Linked DNA regions of Mus musculus: region 2 is linked to region 1. Evidence: chromatin loops called from intact Hi-C (ENCODE). Cell type or tissue: left cerebral cortex. All regions are shown on one strand. Links, peaks and the distances in the headings refer to the core of each region. The heading gives the core; the rest is flanking DNA.

Region 1 (8,341 bases), core at 86-8,085:
GGGATGAAGGAGAAAGTGGCCGGAGGATCTGGGTGGGGTTTTAACTCTTTTTCTGAAGGCCGCTCTCAAATATATCAGGATGGACAGGAACTGGCTGTAAATTCTTTGTATTTTCCGCAATGAGGAAAATTCCATCCTTAGGTGATGTCTCAGGAGTTCATTTTCCCACAGTTTTTCCTCTTCTGCTCTGAGACTGAATGAAATGATTTGGGGGCAGAATTCCAGTGAGTCAAACTGGGACCTGGAAACAGCTCCTGCCCAGTCTGTGAAACCCTGAAATTGTCGACTCGAGGTGAGTTTCATGATACCATTTTCAAGTGGTCGGCGTGCACAGGAGACTAGGACCCAAGTGGAGGGCAGATTTAAATCAGGAGAAAGAAGATTGTAGAGCTGTGAGGGAGGCGCACACATGTGGCTTTAATATGCAACAGCTGCCAGGGATGGTGACCCCGCTGCTCTTGCTCCTTCGCCTCCACCCTCAGAATCCAACGTTTCAATGATTATACCTAAAGGGACTTCACTGCTGTTGATCTAATAACCGACTCCGGCTACACAACATTCAAGGACTTTTAAAACACTGCATGTACCTGAAGGTAGCAAATTGAGACACAAAATCAAAACAAAATATGAGCCGAAAGAAAGAGGATAAGGAAAATGACACAATGAAATTTGCCCTGGGAGATGGATAAAGAAAATTAAGCGCAGATGGAACAGGCAGAATGGCCACTGGTTAACTTCTCCCACGCGAGTTCTTCAAGGCCTTGGCCACTCTGCACCCGTTCATCTACAGGTCTGTCCCCCGAGTCCCCGCGGTCCCCGCGTCACCTTTACGGATGCCGGGTGCTGGCGCAGACAATGCTCCAGACTTGGTGCCGTGCGCGGGGCCGGCTACTCACCGACACCAGGAACTCCAGCGTGCCCACGTAGTCGCGCTCGGTCTTCTGCAGCTCGCTGAGCACGCACACGCGCAGGCGAAGCTGCTTGTCTACTTCCCTGGCGCTTTCGTCGCTCATGGTGGCCGGCGGGGCGCGGAGCTGGGGGCAAGTGCGCTGCCCCGCGCCTGCTGCCGCCACTGCCGCCACTGCCGCCAGCAAAGTTGCCGCCTCTGCCGAGTCCCAGCCGGAACGCGTAGCTTCACATGCTGGCCGGAGGCCGGGGTGTGGGCAGAGGACTGTGCTCGGGCTGCGGTGCGAGCGCGGGACGCGCGGGACGCGCTGGACTCAGAACGGGACAGTCCCCGGAGAGCGGGAACCCAGCCCGGCCCGCTGCTCCGGCCTCACGCGGCTCCAGCCCGAGGGGAGGCGGCTCCAGCCACAGCGGTGACTTGGACATCAATCAAATGCTTTCAATCCATGTGACTCCGACCCTTTACCCTTAGCCAAATCTCAGGAAAAAGGAAACACAACCCTGGGGAAGTGTATCCTGCCAGCTAACTAAACACACACACACACACACACACACACACACACACAGGATGGAACTAATCCGAGGTTCCCAAACCTAGAAGGACACTTGTGAGGGCTGCTCTTGGGAATCCCGCCCACTGTTTAGCTTTAATGTGTTTTGCACCAAGTCTGAAAGCAAAGAAACAAGTCCCCGCGGTTACATAACTGCTTGGGAACAAAACAACCACACCACTGACCCTCCCGCGTTTGACAAGGAACACATTGATTTTGAGTTTTCGTCTACTACGAAACAGGTTCGGTTTATAGAAAAAAACAGCAAACAATGTTATTTCACAGGCAGACAACCTCTGTCAAAGCTTGAAATGTCAATTAGTGTGATAAATGAGGACATCAGAGCAAAGTAGCAGCCCTTACCTATGCACTGATTCACATAGAATAAGCATCACCCTGGCTGAGTACTTTGTAACACCGGGTGTATCTAAATTTTTTAAGTCTCACTGTAGTATTTCACTATCAGTTTAAATTCAAGAATATTTGTTCTCAGCTGTTTCCAAGAATTGTAATTTTAAAAAGATACAAATGTTGGATGAGGATGCATAGTAGGTGATTGACAGATGATACCTGAAAGACAGGTGGATGATAGCTGATTGACAGAGGACACACAGAAGCTAGTTATGCTTCAGTTTTGAAATGGAATGGCCAACGCATTTGATTTTAATGTTTAAGTTTATTGAATTCTCCCTTGGGACCAGAACCAAAACCTATAAATCTAACAAACCAAGTGATCCATTTGCATTTCCATCTAGATATTATCAACACATACTTTCAGAGCCATTTTTTCTACTTTACATAGTGTACAGCTAATGACATTTAAATAAATGGAAGTCGCACTCCTGAGGCAAGGAAGAGGCGGCCAAACTTGTTCCAAGATTCAGCAACCTGAGATAAACTAAAGATGTTTCCCTCGTTATTTACACTAAAGTTATCTCCAGTTTCCCATAAGTCTTTTCAAAATATGATTGTGACTTCCATGAAACAAAAAGGAATCTCGTACCTTCTTCTCATATTAAAGATTCAATATTTGAATAATATGAATGACGCTGATGGGAAAGGTAGCTTTTCTGTTTCCCTTGCATCTGGCTATTTAGAGGCAGCCAGGAGCAAAGGGCAAATAGTGTGGACAGCTTCACACAATAGCAGAAGAACAAAGGACGCAAAAGACAGACCTCACAGAGCCTGGTAAACAATAAACAAAAGAAACCAGAAAGCAGAGGAAATACACCCAACAGCTAGTGGGAATCAACCTCTCTGTGTTCCACAGGTAGTAGTGAATGAATGCACTTTTTGCCCCCAAGAGAAAAAAATGATATAAACAAGACAGAGTTCCATCTAGTGCTCTGAATGAAATAGAATGTTTTCTCTTGCCATTTGTTCCCAGTTAGAAAGCCACATTTCTATCAAGCCATTTTGTCTATGTATAGACCTCTAGAGCAAGCATCTTACACTTGAAGAAAAACGTACTTGAGTCTTAGTCATCATTGAGGCTTTACCTATCCAGAAACTTTGGCTGTGTTCTACAAGATGCCTGGGAGACCAGTATGAAAACCATGAAGTGCTAGGATCCGAGGATCATGTAGACCATGAGTGCTAGGAAAATATTTCAGAACACAGGTCATAGGTCACTGCACTGCAGTTACTGGAGGTCTCCTCAAAACGAATATCCCTTCCCCTACCCTCCATGATTTTTTTCTTTAATTATCTCAAACATTATACCCTATATTCTTTCAACAGGGTCCTCAGATTCTTAGACTCCCTAACATTTGAAGTCCACCCTCTAAAGACTTACAATTGAGTTAGGGACAGAGTCAGGTACTTAAATAATTCCATTAAAAGACACACTTCAATAATTGTTTTGGGAAGAAAAAAGCAAGTGGAAGCTATCAGAAAGATATTCATTTTAATTGTGTGAAATTCTTATTTCTCTCAGAAGTGTCCATGGAGAAATTATTATGCTGTTTGTGGTCTCTGCCCTCTTTTCTCCTCCTCCATCTTTGCCTCAGTATCATTTGTAATTAATGAACAACTCCAGGACACCTTGTAGCTCACTCTGCCAAGTCCTCTCTAAGAGAGGACTCTCACAGAGACCTCTGCAGCCCTGGCTGAAGTCCGTAACTTCTCATCAAAGACTTAAGAGCATAAGAAAACAGGCCTAGAATATCTGGAAACTTTCACTTTGATGGTAAATAAGGTCTTTCACAGGCTCTGAATGTGTTGTGTCCCTTCCCACTTCCTCTATTGAAACCTCAGGCTGTGCCTGCCAGGAAAAGGAAGGCAACAAGCAAGATGATGGACAAGAGCCAGGGTTTTTTTTTTTTTTCCTTGAAATACTAATGAGGTTAAAGCCTCCAATAAAAAAGCGATGGGGGGTGGGGGGAGAAGAAGATAGAAATGGCTGAGTTCTGGACTAGCTCAGCCATTAAATTTATTTCGGGTGCATGAACTTGGTTGGTGCAGTTGGAGTGGATTCTAAGGTTCAAAAGGCCCAAGGGCAGAGCACAGTGAGCTTCCTTTGGTTTAGCCCAGAGAAGGACTACTCTGGCCTGAAAGGCTGGAGAGTGCAAGGCTGTCTCTTAGCAGGAAAAGAGCTCTCCACTTGCCTTTCAGAGACCAATCATATTTGTGTCTTGGACATATCAATGCCACTATCAGCTCAGGGAAAGTCACAGATCAAGTCTGGATGCCAGTTCAGTAAGAGCTTAAAAACAAAAGACAAGATTGCTTTACTGCATGACCATCTCATTTAATAGAAACTGGTCTTCGTTATCACCTTAAAGGCTGTAATCTCTAGAAGATGATTTCATGACACCTTGATAGACATAAACAGGCAGAATCATGGAATTACACTAATGTACATATAGAAGACCAGAGCAACAGGTGACTCCTTAGGCTATTTACAATGTAGGTTTCAGTTCATGCTTAATTCCCCAGTTGTTGCACGTCAATTTGTTTACAATTTAATCAGATCAAGTACAGCGAGTTATTGAGTAAGTCATTAGTTCTTTCTTACTTCATTAGTTCTATCTTACTCTTAGAAGGTGAATAGCTTAAATGGCAAACTATAGTACTTGGAAGTCACATTTTAATTACCGATGTGACGTTGTGGGACATAGAAAACAAATCAAAAGTTTGAATGGTACTTCAGTGAGAGGCTAGAGTTCTCTCCAGATGAACTTGATTAAGAACAAGCCACCCTGATAGCCCAATTCTAATGATGTCATGAGAAATCATGTTCTCATTATAAAAACTAAACTTATTAACATCCCAGTAAAACAACCAATGAGTCTAGTGTTAATCTCAGGAAAACACCTTCCCTGTGGTACCCATCTTCCGGCAGAGCCTTTGATTCCTTCCTCAGTATAGGTCTCTGTGACCTTACAGATCTTCAAACCATGCCATACTTCTCTCTTCCTACCTTGTCTTTAGTAGAGAAACTAACAAGGCCCAACATTAACACAGCTGCAACCACATGTCAGTAATGGAGACCACTACTTTGAAGGTCATTACACATAGGTGTGATCAAGGTAAGCCATTATCAGCGAGGCCTTTGCATTATAAAGCAGGAGGGATTGATTATAGGCGGGCCATGCCGAGTTCTTTATACACGAACTGATGAAAGCAGAATACCTTTCCAGGTGTTATTACAGTGGGAAATACAGCTATGGAGAAAGGACACAAGATGCAACAGTGCTGGCCTTACCGGCACATAAGTGTGCCCACAAGCCAAGGACCAGGCAGCCTCTAGGATCTAGGAGAAGCAAGGATCTTACAAAACCCAAGGGAACACAGCCTTGTTAAGACCTTGATTATAACCCAGTATAATTTACATTGTCCCTCTAGCACTAAGAACTGTATAAGGATAAATGTATGTTTAACCAATCACTGAGTTTATGCCAATGACTCATTTTCTTCATTCCTTTATTTTTCAATCTTTCTTCATTCCCTCTCATGTGGTCATTACTGCCATGCTGATCTTTAACTGTCACTAAGTGTTTCTGTTTCTACTAGTACTGAAGGAAGGCTGGTCATTCTCTGCATCATGTGACTTTTCCCCAGGCTTTTTACAGTGTTGACTGTCACTCATCAAGCCAAATTCTCTCTTGCTCCTCTGGGTTGTGGTTTGAATAGGACTGGCCCTCATAGGCTCATATGATTGAATGCATAGTCATGGGGAAATGATACTCCTTGAGAGAGATTTAAAAGTCTTACTCGCGTTCACGCGACCGGCCAGGAAAGACGCAACAAACCGGAATCTTCTGCGGCAAAACTTTATTGCTTACATCTTCAGGAGCCAGAGAGCAAGAGAGCAAGAGCTCTATTGCTTACATCTTTAGGAGCCAGAGCGCAAGAGCGCTAGAGTGCAAGAGCCAGAGCAAGAGAGAGAATGGCGAAACCCTGTCCCTTTTTAAGGAGAATTATTCTCCGCCTAGGACGTATTACTCCCTGATTGGCTGCAGCCCATCGGCCCAGTTGTCATCACGAGGAAGGCAGAGCACATGGGGTGGAAAACTACCCTTGGCACATGCGCAGATTATTTGTTTACCACTTAGAACACAGGATGTCAGCGCCATCTTGCAACGGCGAATGTGAGGGCGGCTCCCCACATAAAAGTAGCCTTATTGGAGTATTTGTGGCCTTCTTGGAAGTATGTGACACTGGGGGTGGCCTTTGAGGTTTCAAAAGCCCAAGCCAATCCCAGTGTCTCTCTTCCTCTTGCATGTGAATTTAGATGTAACAATGCTCCTCCAGCATCATGTCTGCCTACAAGCTGCCTTGATTTCTGCCATGTTGATAGTGGACTGAAACTATAAGCAAGCATCAATTGAATTGAAAGATCCTGGCAGAATGTAAAAGGACACAGAAGCCCTGAAATTGGCAAGATAGATGTCAGTGTTAGCAGAACTAGCTTCACTGATTTAGAAAAATAGAGGTGCACAATGCTCTGGCCACTCTTTGAACCTGTGTGTCTGCCAATGTTTTGACCATTCCTTGACCCATGTGTGTGCCCACTGGTGAAGCCCATTGCCAGGTGTTTGTGATATTGGTTGCTGGGGAAGAGTCAGAAAATCTCCCCAGCAACCACAGCCGAGCAATCCTGAGTTGCTACACCTGCACCAGACTCTTTCCTTGTACCCCTCCCATATCCATTTCTTGAGAATAGACGTTGTTTAGATCTGGAAATCCCCTACTCCCCCCCCCCTTCTCCTTCCAACCCTGGGCACCTATAAAAACTGGGACCTCTTTCCCCTCGAGGTGGACTCCTCTACCCCTGTGTGGGATATGAGTCGTCCCCAGAGCTCTGGCTTTCTCCGAATAAAGCCTCATGTGGTTTGCATCAAGCTCGGTCTATCGTGAGTTCTTGGGTGTCCGCTATTGTCCTGAGGCCTGAGCGAGGGGCTCCTTTTGGAGTCTTTCAGACTGTTCTCCTTTATAAGAGTAGCTTTGATCATGGTCTCTTCACAGTAACAGAACATTAAAAGTCCCTGCTTCTCTTTGATTCTCCAGTTCATCCATGCCAAGTTCTCCATGTTCCATTTCTAAAAGCTGATGTTCTCTAGAGTTTGCCCTTCCTCTAATTATTCTTCCCTGGCCATTCATCCTTTATCTCCTGGACAAAGGTTGCCCCACTGAGACTTAGTTGGTCCCTCCGTTGCCATCTTTCTCACACATGAGTATTGACTGGTTATCCCAGATGAGATTTGAGCCAGGAAGCCAGGAAGAAGAAGGTCAACTTTGAGTTGTTTCTGTATCAAGCTGATATGAGCATGTAAAGAACTGGTTCTATGGTCACAAAATTATACAAAATAAAGAGTATTTCATAGAATAGAATAGGATAGCCTTTTTCACTATTTTCAATTTAAAGGTAAGTGTCAACTCTAACCCACCACCTCTGACTACACCTCCTATCCCTCCTACTCAGCAATGTGTACCCAAGTCAGACTAGAATTCCAGACTAAAACACCAAGCTTCACAGTAAATTACAGCTCTCCTATATAATGGATTTCATAAGTCTATTGCAATTGCAGATCCACCAACAAGATGAACTACAGTTTTTGTCAATGTGACCAATAGTCTATCTAGATCCTGGCCTGCAATTACCAGTCAACAAACATTTGCTTGCTGAATACATGATACAGAGGATGGGATGGGAAAGGGCATTCACTGGGATGATTCTGTTCTCCCGGGGCTTCACCATCACACTTCTAAATAAGGATGAGTCTGGCTTTGCTTTCTGCTTCTCCATTATCTATTCTTCAATAGGAGAAGCAAATATAAACGTTCCTTAGAGGAAAAAACGTATATGTAAAGCATTCTCACTGCAGATTGTGAGCCTGCTTAAGGAAAAAGAATAAACAAAAAATGTACTTATTTCACTGTTTTATCAAAGAAGTATTACTCATCTTGTTAATGACTTAATGGAACCCATCTAGTCTATTCTCAAGCTAACAGTAAAACACAAGAAATACCTGATGGTAATTAGCAAAAAACAATCACAGTTACTAAAGCACAAAGGTAATTTTACCACCATAGGTATTTAATACGCCAGCTATCCCTTAGACACGGAAAAGAGTCTTCCAATATACTTTAGGAATAATATCATTAGAAACTAAAACCACATTAAACAGTTAATTACATTGTTTATAAAAAGAGTACTGGATTTTATACTTTAAATATTTACAGAACAATCAGGAGGAAAATAGAATTTCCATATGTCCTTTCCTATACTTCTCCCTAGGCCCATTACTAACATTTTGCATTAACATGTCCATTTTACTTTTGATTTTTCAGTTTTGTATTACAATAACAAAATACCCCAAGAGACCTAACTATATTTAATAACTGTCCCCCACCTCCAGATTTGAAGACTGGAAATTCAA
Region 2 (8,341 bases), core at 289-8,288, 74 kb before region 1:
TAAAATAGATTAACACAATATGGCAAATCTACACAATGGAATATAATCAGTAATAATGATTGTAAATTTAAATACATGACATAAAGCTATGCATTAAAGAAACTACAGGCCCAACAAACTACTCTCTGTTTCTCTTCATATAAAGTCTCCAAAAACATGAAATCTGATCACTAATCACAACACCTAAGAGGTATATTAGGCAGAGGGGTTACAAATTTGAGGATACTCTGCCCTATATAATAAAACTATCCAAAAGAATTTTTTTTTAAAGAAAATGCCACTCTATATAGAAAGTAAATCAGTGTAGTCTAGAGCAAATGAGGGAATAGGGCTACGTAGAAACAGGAGGTAATGAATAAGTACACTGAAGTGCTCTAAAGCCAGACTTTGGGAGGACGGCCTACCAACTCATCTCTTAATCAGATGCTTACAAAGACACCCCAGAGCTGTCAAAACGTGCCTTTAATGTGCTACCTTGACATCAATTCCTGATGCCTTCATGAAAACAGAGTAAGGAATGTATATAGGTAGGAGAGCAACTTGTCTTTACACTTGCTTCCTTCCTGTGACCGTCCCTCTTCAAATCCTCTAAGGCGCAAGCAGATCTCTAGGGGGCTGATGATGTAAGGCGAAGGTAAACTCTGACCTAAATTCTTCGCTCACCAGGAACCAGGAGATCGCACACACATTCCAGGTCAACCGGAAGAGGAAATTGGCAGTATTTGTCACACACAAGCTCATCCCAGATCTGGATGCTTGAATTGTCCATAGACTAGCTCAAAGTCTGCATATGCTAAGAAGTAACTCATGAGAGCGTGTCACATGCACTCTTACAAGTAGGGCCTTCAACCAGCCAATGTATAATAACAGTTGAAAATGCACTTACCAGAAGAAATGTCCGGATTGTTCTTATTTTGTTCAGTTCAAGAAGCAATTTTTGTGCCTTTTCATGGTTGCTGCAATATTCATCATAGATACGAAACTTGTCCTTCTGTTAATTATAGAACAGAATAAATGAGAATCACTGTATATCACTACTACTTTGAAATTTTAACCCATGTGATATGCATAACTAAAGTCTACAAAGGTATGATATCTCAAGAGATATACTACATACATATATGCATATATATGTATATTATTTATTTTCCCCAATTCATAAATATACCCTAGAAAAAGAGATAATAAATCTACCAAGATAAATGTAATAATAGAAGAAAGTCACTTTACACAGAGGAAAGAAGCATGTGATAAATCACGCATAAATCATGAAAACACAACCCTGAATTTCATGTTAACCAATTCTGGCAATTGTATTTATAAAGGATATTGACAAGCAAGACCATCAACAAATAACTAAGATAACAGCAGACCCTGACAATACAACATCCCAGTGATTGTTTCATAGAAAGATGTTTCAGACAGAAAGTTCAATAAACAGTACGATTGCTACTGTAAAACTGCCTTTATTCTGTGAGAAAGGAACAAGTCTACAGAGCTCCAAACCAGGACCATTCACTGGAAATGGGCAGGCCAGTGATGGACAGAGATGTGATTCATCAAGATCTTCTAGTGGTTTAAACTGCCAGTAAACAACACACACACAGTCTGCAGTGTTAGAGGAATTCTTTCCAAAACTGAAGACTTTTGCTATCACAATCTCTGGTCTCTCTTACCATCTGTAAAGATGTTCTTAAAGGAGTTATGATTAATAACTATCAAAGGAGCCCAGTGAAAAACACAGATAATTTATTGATCAAATATGAGAACATAGAATGTCCTTTGTAATTTCAAAGACACACAGAATAGTAAGTACTATTTCATATAGCCAGCAGCACATGTATCAAATCACTTGCCTCAAGAGATGATATGAGCCACAACAAGAGTAAAGTTCAGAAATCTGAGCGACATTTACGGGTGATAGATTCATAATGCGGTACTAAGGAAATGGCTGTCGGGAACAAAGTTTCCATGACCATGTTTGGCCTGGGATGACAATTTCTCCAGCTGGCAGGGGGATCTAATTCTTCTGTGAAGGGAAACTGGCTTGAAGAAGTGGATATGAACATCACAGCTTCCAGCCATAACCAAGAAATGCATAGTGTAATCCACTCAGACCTGAGGAACGTTTTCCTTTGACAGAATTATCTTTATGAAATACAGATTACAAAAAGAGCCTGTTCATCCTATATAGATAAAGAAACTACAAGATAAATGATGACATGGAAAACATACTCAAAGCTTCTTTTGGGATATAATACTCTCATCCACTTGTTTAGACAAGTCATTGGGCAGCCATTTGATTCAGGGAAGCATTCAGAAAATAAGCATCAATGGAATGGAATCAACCATGACCTTTTAAAATATTTGTTCTTCTAGTATGGATGCCCTTTAGTTCTTAAAAACAATTTTTACTAGGCAGGAGGCGTCTTCTTTTGCAAATTGATTACATAATTCCAGCTACCCTGCACAAATACACAAAACTGATAACAAGGTCCATGTTGCAAACAACTCAGCTCCTTTCCCTCATTCTTTCCACAGCACCACAAACAAACTTCTGAGACGCCACCCAGGAGGAAAATCAGTCACAAGAACCAGGGTCTGTTCACCTCCAGGTTTGCTACCAGCCAATTAACAGGGGAACATTCTGAGCAATAAAGGGCTCCTAGCGCCATTATAAGAGTGAGAAGTTTCTGCCTCAAAAGAAAAAATGTTCTATGTTTGAGGGAAACATAAAAATCCATTCATTATGAAACAGGCTGAATATTCATTAGAATTCAAAGCTACAGAGGATGCGAAGAACTAGCTTGTCAGGAAAAAGAAAAGGCTGTTTATTCTTTGAGTGAAACAAGATGATGAGAGACTCCCTCCCCTTTTCTGGCTTTGAGGGCAAGATTTCAATGGCCTTAAAAGACCCCAAACTTCTGGTGTCAGACTTTACTCCTCATGCTGAATTCACACACACACACACACACACACACACACACACACACACACACACACACAAAACACACACAAAACTCTGCCAAGATGTGATCTTTAAAATCAAGAGTTTGAAAACAAACAGGAAAAAAAAATATCCTACAAAGTGAAGGAAGCAGGCTCCCACTTCCTGCTGAGCACTGGGTTCCGGATATAAGCATTCTTCTACAACTTTCAAGAACTCCTTATGAACGATGAGGATCTCCTCGATATTGGAGAATAACATCTGTAAAATAAATGCATAGATAAAAACTGTAAGTGTAGTTGTGAAGCAACTTTGAAAAATTAAATTAAAAGGCCCATGAGGACACAGCATCCTAGACAGAGCGCTACATCACGGCATCTCTTACTCCCACCTGGAAAGCAGAATATAGTTTTAGACTTTTCCATTCCCACAAAACTCTGGGGATGAATACACTATGCAGACTCTCAGGAAAAAGCGTAGGGGGTTGGGGGGAGGCACAAATCCCAGCCTGCCGGTTCTAGTCTCTTCCCAGAATGCCTGTAAGTACAAGTGTAGGGCAGACTTGCTGACAGGCTTTCAGGGAGGTCCTTGACGCTGTGAAAGGTATCCTGAAATGAACCTTCTTTCCTGCTTCTCTCAGGTGCTTGTGTGTAGAAGTCATAGCTGGGTCAATTGCTCATTCACTATGCTGCACCCAGATGGCAGAGTTGGGTACTGCAGAAGGCTAGCAATACTTTGCCCACTCTGAAACAGCATAGATGTTTTCTTCCATCTGGAGTCCCTGTCAGTGAAAGTTTTAGAGGCCATTTCAACCACAGGTTGGTTTTCTTTGAGCCCAAAAGCTTGTTAACTGAAGTTCCTATGGTAGAAAAGCCTGCAAGTTAAATATATAATCTAGAAGGTAATAGGCTCAGAAGAATCTATAAAAAAACCTTAGATTTTTTATTAATAAAACAAAACACTAAGTATAATCAGTGACTACTTCAGAAAAAAATTTTAAGTTTTATTTCCTTGTGATGAGAAAAGATACATAATTTCAATTTATCTGAATTTGTTAACATTTAAAAACATAATTTGAGTAAATAGACATATCACATTCTGCTTTCCCTTTTGTACCTCCCAGAGAGCCCCCCTTCAAAACCTGCAATACCTTTGATTTTTTATCATATTCTTTAAAATTTATAAAATATTGTAACAATAAAAATGAGTATTATAAAAGTTGTTAGATATGAAAGAACAATCAATTGAATAGTCTTATGCAGATGTTTGTCTACAGCAATACTGAAAATACATACATTTTTCTCAATATATTTTAAATAATTTCAAATATATTAACTATATGATATGATATTTTAAAATAATATATCACTATTAGTTTTTTTAATGAACATAAATAGATAAAGTCTTTTTGTTCATTTGTTTTGTTTTTAGTACAGCTTAAAATCTTGGCTCTTACTGTGGTACAAACACAAAATAAGAACAGTTTTTGGACATTGGAGTTCATTGTAATAAGGCTGTACTTGAATGTCCCTCATATCACCAAACAATCTTACCTCCATAGTAGGTAAGCTAAGAGTTGACAGTTCTGCTGCACCAAGGAATGAATTGTAGGCACCATTTTTGGATACAGATTTCCTGCTATGGTCAAAGCTATTTGACTTGAGTGATTATCGTCATTCTCAGCCCACAGGGAACAGGTTACATTTATTTAAGAAATGGTGTGTGTGTTAACATGGTCCATCCATGAAGTCATTCATTGACTGTTTCAATGAACAATGGTTCTGCTTGGAGGGTGGCACAGATGTTAGGTGAGGGTAAGATTCTGGTTCATTGGCTGTGATGATTTTGAAAAGCATTCATCTCAGAATAAGAGTAACTTATAAAGTCCTCTTCTTCAAAATTGATACAATAGTTATAAATATCAAGCAAAGCCTTCAGTCTTACTCTTTGCTGTTCTCTTACAAGCCACCTCCCAAATTAATTGTCTACATTTCTTCTGACTGTATAAATAATTTTGAAATATGTAAGCTGTTCTGAAAACCATAGTAGAGTGTAAAAACATCAAATAAACAATCCTACTAAAGAGAGGCTGAGATAGGAGAAGCATGATTTCAAGACAATTATGTGGCATACAGCAAGACCCTATCATGTACAAAGAAGCAGAAAATGTATGTGGATTGTACAGTATTGTACAATTGCACAACAATTTCTCCCATTACCAAATTAGAGACACCACAGAATGACAGTCAACAAATTTCTAATTCCTCATATTTTTGATTTTCAAAATCGATTAGGATATGTTGATAATATTAGTTTTCATATTAACAAATATTTAGAAAAAGTGATTATTACTTCTTGTTAATTTTCTTGTTAGAAGTGGAATTATGTTTGTGTGGGTTTGTTGAAAGATTACTTTCTTGCTTCTTCTAGGGTGTAGTTCCACTCCTTGTGTTGGTGTTTTCCATCTATTATTCTTTGTAGGGCTGGATTTGTGGAAAGGTATTGAGTAAATCTGGTTTTGTCATGGCATATCATGTTTTCTCTGTCTATGGTGATTGAGAGTTTGGCTGGGTATAGTAGCCTGGGCTGCCATTTGTGTTCTCTTAGGGTCTGTATAACATCTGTCCAGGATCTTCTGGCTTTCATAGTCTCTGGTGAAAAGTCTGGTGTAATTCTGATAGGCCTTCCTTTATATGTTACTTGACCTTTTTCCCTTACTGCTTTTAAAATTCTTTCTTTCTTTAGTGCATTTGGTTTTTTGATTATTATGTGATGGGAGGAATTTCTTTTCTGGGCCAGTCTATTTGGAGTTCTGTAGGCTTTTTGTATGTTCATGGGCATCTCTTTTTTGTAGGTTAGGGAAGATTTCTTTTATAATTTTGTTGAAGATATTTACTGGCCCTTTAAGTTGGGAATCTTCACTCTCTTCTATACCTATTATTTTTAAGTTTGGTCTTCTCATTGTATCCAGGATTTCCTTGATTGTTTGGGTTAGGACCTTTCTGCTTTTTGCGTTTTCTTTCACTGTTGTGTCAATGTTTTCTATGGTATCTTCTGCAACCAAGATTCTTTCTTCTGTCTCCTGTATTCTGTTGGTGATGCTTGCATCTATGACTCCTGATCTGTTTCCTAGGTTTTCTAACTCCAGGGTTGTCTTCCTTTGGGATTTCTTAGTTGTTTCTAGTTCTATTTTTAGATCCTAAATGGTTTTGTTCCTTTCTTTCTCCCATTTAATTGAGTTTTCCTGTAACTCTTTAAGGGATTTTTGTGTTTTCTCTTTGAGGGCTTCTAGTTGTTTACCTGTGTTCTCCTGTATTTCTTTAAGGGAGTTATTTATGTCCTTCTTAATGTCCTCTATCATCATCATGACAAGAGATTTTAGATCTAAATCTTGCTTTTCAAGTGTGTTAGGGTATCCAGGATTTGCTATGGTGGGAGAATTGGGATCTGATGATGCCAAGTAACCTTGGTTTCTGTTGTTTATGTTCTTATGCTTGCCTCTGGCCATCTGGTTATCTCTAGTGCTACCTGCCCTGGCTATGTCTGACTGGAACCTGTCCTTCCTGTGATCCTGGTTGTGTCAGAACTCCTCAGAGTCAAGATGTCTCTGCAATCCTGAGATTCTGGCAGTCAAGCTGCCTTTGTGACCTTGAGATCCTGGTGTGACCAAGCTCCTGGGACCCTCTGATACTGGGTGTGTTAGAGGGCCTGGGAGTAGAGCTGCCTCTAGGTGTTGTAGGGCTGGCTTCAGAGTTTGCACCCAAGGTCAGCTCAGGGCACTGGCCCAGACAGACCGGAAGCAAAAAAATTAATTTTTATTTACCTACCATTTTTTAATTTCTATTTTCAAAATGTTCACAACCCCCCCATCTCTCTGTCTCTGTCTCTCTCTCTCTGTCTGTCTCTCTCTCCCTCTCCCTCTCTCTCTCTCTCTCTCTCTCTCTCTCTCTCTCTCTCTCTCTCTCTCTGTGTGTGTGTGTGTGTGTGTGTATGTGTGATGCTGTGGATGTATATTAGGGTGGGGTGGGAATGGAACCCAGACCCTCAAGCACTACATACTCTCTAGCAACCCTCTGCCACCTGGGTAATCAGCAATGTTTCTCAGTTGGCTCCTATGATGACTGCAGTATCTTTATTACTATCCCAGAACACATACCACCACTAAGCTCCATCCCTGGACCCCTTCCCTATGTTTTACAAGAAATGCTTCTGGTATTACTTTTGTGTTGGGGTACTACAATCTTTTCTGCACTCCAGTAGACCATCCAAATCTTGCTCATTAGAGATTATAGAGATTGGAATTCCCATTTCCCCGTTTCTTGCCTTCTTGAACTACTCTGACAACTGTCTGCCATTTGACTCAACTTTCTCACAGATACTGAAGTTATTGTCTTCTTATTCTTATTTTTCTTCATCTTTTCAAATGGTTTCGTGAGCTTGGTAAAGAAAACAAATTTTCTACAACATGTAACCTATCCTCTTCCTTTCCTTCCCCAATCCCTAGCTCCCTCTTTCCAATTATCAACACAAGTCACTGGTACAGGAACTCAAAGTGGAGCTGACACTGAATTGAAGAGCCCTGCAGGAACAACTGATGATCACAGCATCGTCTTCATGATACCCGAGCTTGGCTGAGTGTCTAAAGCTGCCTGCTTACCTTCACTGTTTCCTCCGTCACATTTTTATCAACCTTTGCTGCTGCACATTGGTTCATTCGATGCAAGAAGGCCTGTGTGAAACAAGAGAAGACATTATGAGGGCAAAGGTCATGCCATAAAATGACTTGGTACTGAGCAGAATGAGATTAAGCCCCATACAAAACACTAAAGCTTACTACTGGGCATTCCAAAGCACACCGGTAATACCAATAGTTGAGTGGCAGAGGTAAGAGGATTGTCTAAAGATCAAGACTAGCCAGACCTCTATACAGTGAGATCTTGTCTCAAGCAAACAGACATAACTGGAGATTGAAATTCTAGTTGCTGAGTACAGTAATGTTGTAATAATATGTGAGATTATTGTTCCCTATTGCTCCTACCTCAGAATTTCACTTCCATTACAATGCTGAGGCAGAGACTAAACTAATCTAGTCTGTATGAATTAAATTCATCCACCTCATCCTCAGAATTCAAGGATAAACCTTTAGGATCAGGTGCTTCCTAAATTTTAAGTATTGCAGAGCAGAGTAAGACCAAAATACAATGAATGAAAAATGACATTTCAACTAAAAAGGCAAAAGGACCTAAAATTCTAAAGTAACTCCCTTAGTACTGTAGGATTAAGGGAAAGAGGGAAGGAGGCAGAGAGGGAGGGAGGGAAAGAGGGAAAGAGGGAAGGAGGCAGAGAGGGAGGGAGGGAAAGAGGGAAGGAGGGAGAGAGGGAGGGAGGCAGGGA

The links. Hi-C counts contacts between places; a loop is a spot of excess contacts. Peaks named below come from ENCODE experiments on the same cell type or tissue, not always from the same donor. Only the 100,000 strongest peaks of a DNase experiment are listed, where the experiment ranks them.
Region 2: a loop joins it to region 1, with 2.6 times the contacts of the local background. A loop is called at or near these places in 3 of 42 quality-filtered maps.

The regions. Positions count from the first base shown.
Region 1 is chr1:10,986,465-10,994,805 of GRCm38, reverse strand. Prex2 (phosphatidylinositol-3,4,5-trisphosphate-dependent Rac exchange factor 2) reads right to left here and starts at 1,341. Exons shown (of 40, transcript NM_029525.1): 1 at 897-1,341. The coding sequence starts at 1,013. In left cerebral cortex, for the core only: no CTCF peak of the experiment used is centred there; DNase peaks (open chromatin) are centred at 959, 1,335, 1,524 and 3,667; H3K4me3 peaks cover 1,594 bases; H3K27ac peaks cover 2,171 bases.
Region 2 is chr1:11,060,661-11,069,001 of GRCm38, reverse strand. It overlaps Prex2 (phosphatidylinositol-3,4,5-trisphosphate-dependent Rac exchange factor 2), which reads right to left. Exons shown (of 40, transcript NM_029525.1): 2 at 7,605-7,676; 3 at 3,086-3,208; 4 at 887-991. Among named protein-coding and RNA genes, the nearest start is that of Gm24173, 69 kb to the left of the region's middle. In left cerebral cortex, for the core only: a CTCF peak has its summit at 3,651; DNase peaks (open chromatin) are centred at 2,690, 2,792, 3,463 and 3,602; H3K27ac peaks cover 595 bases.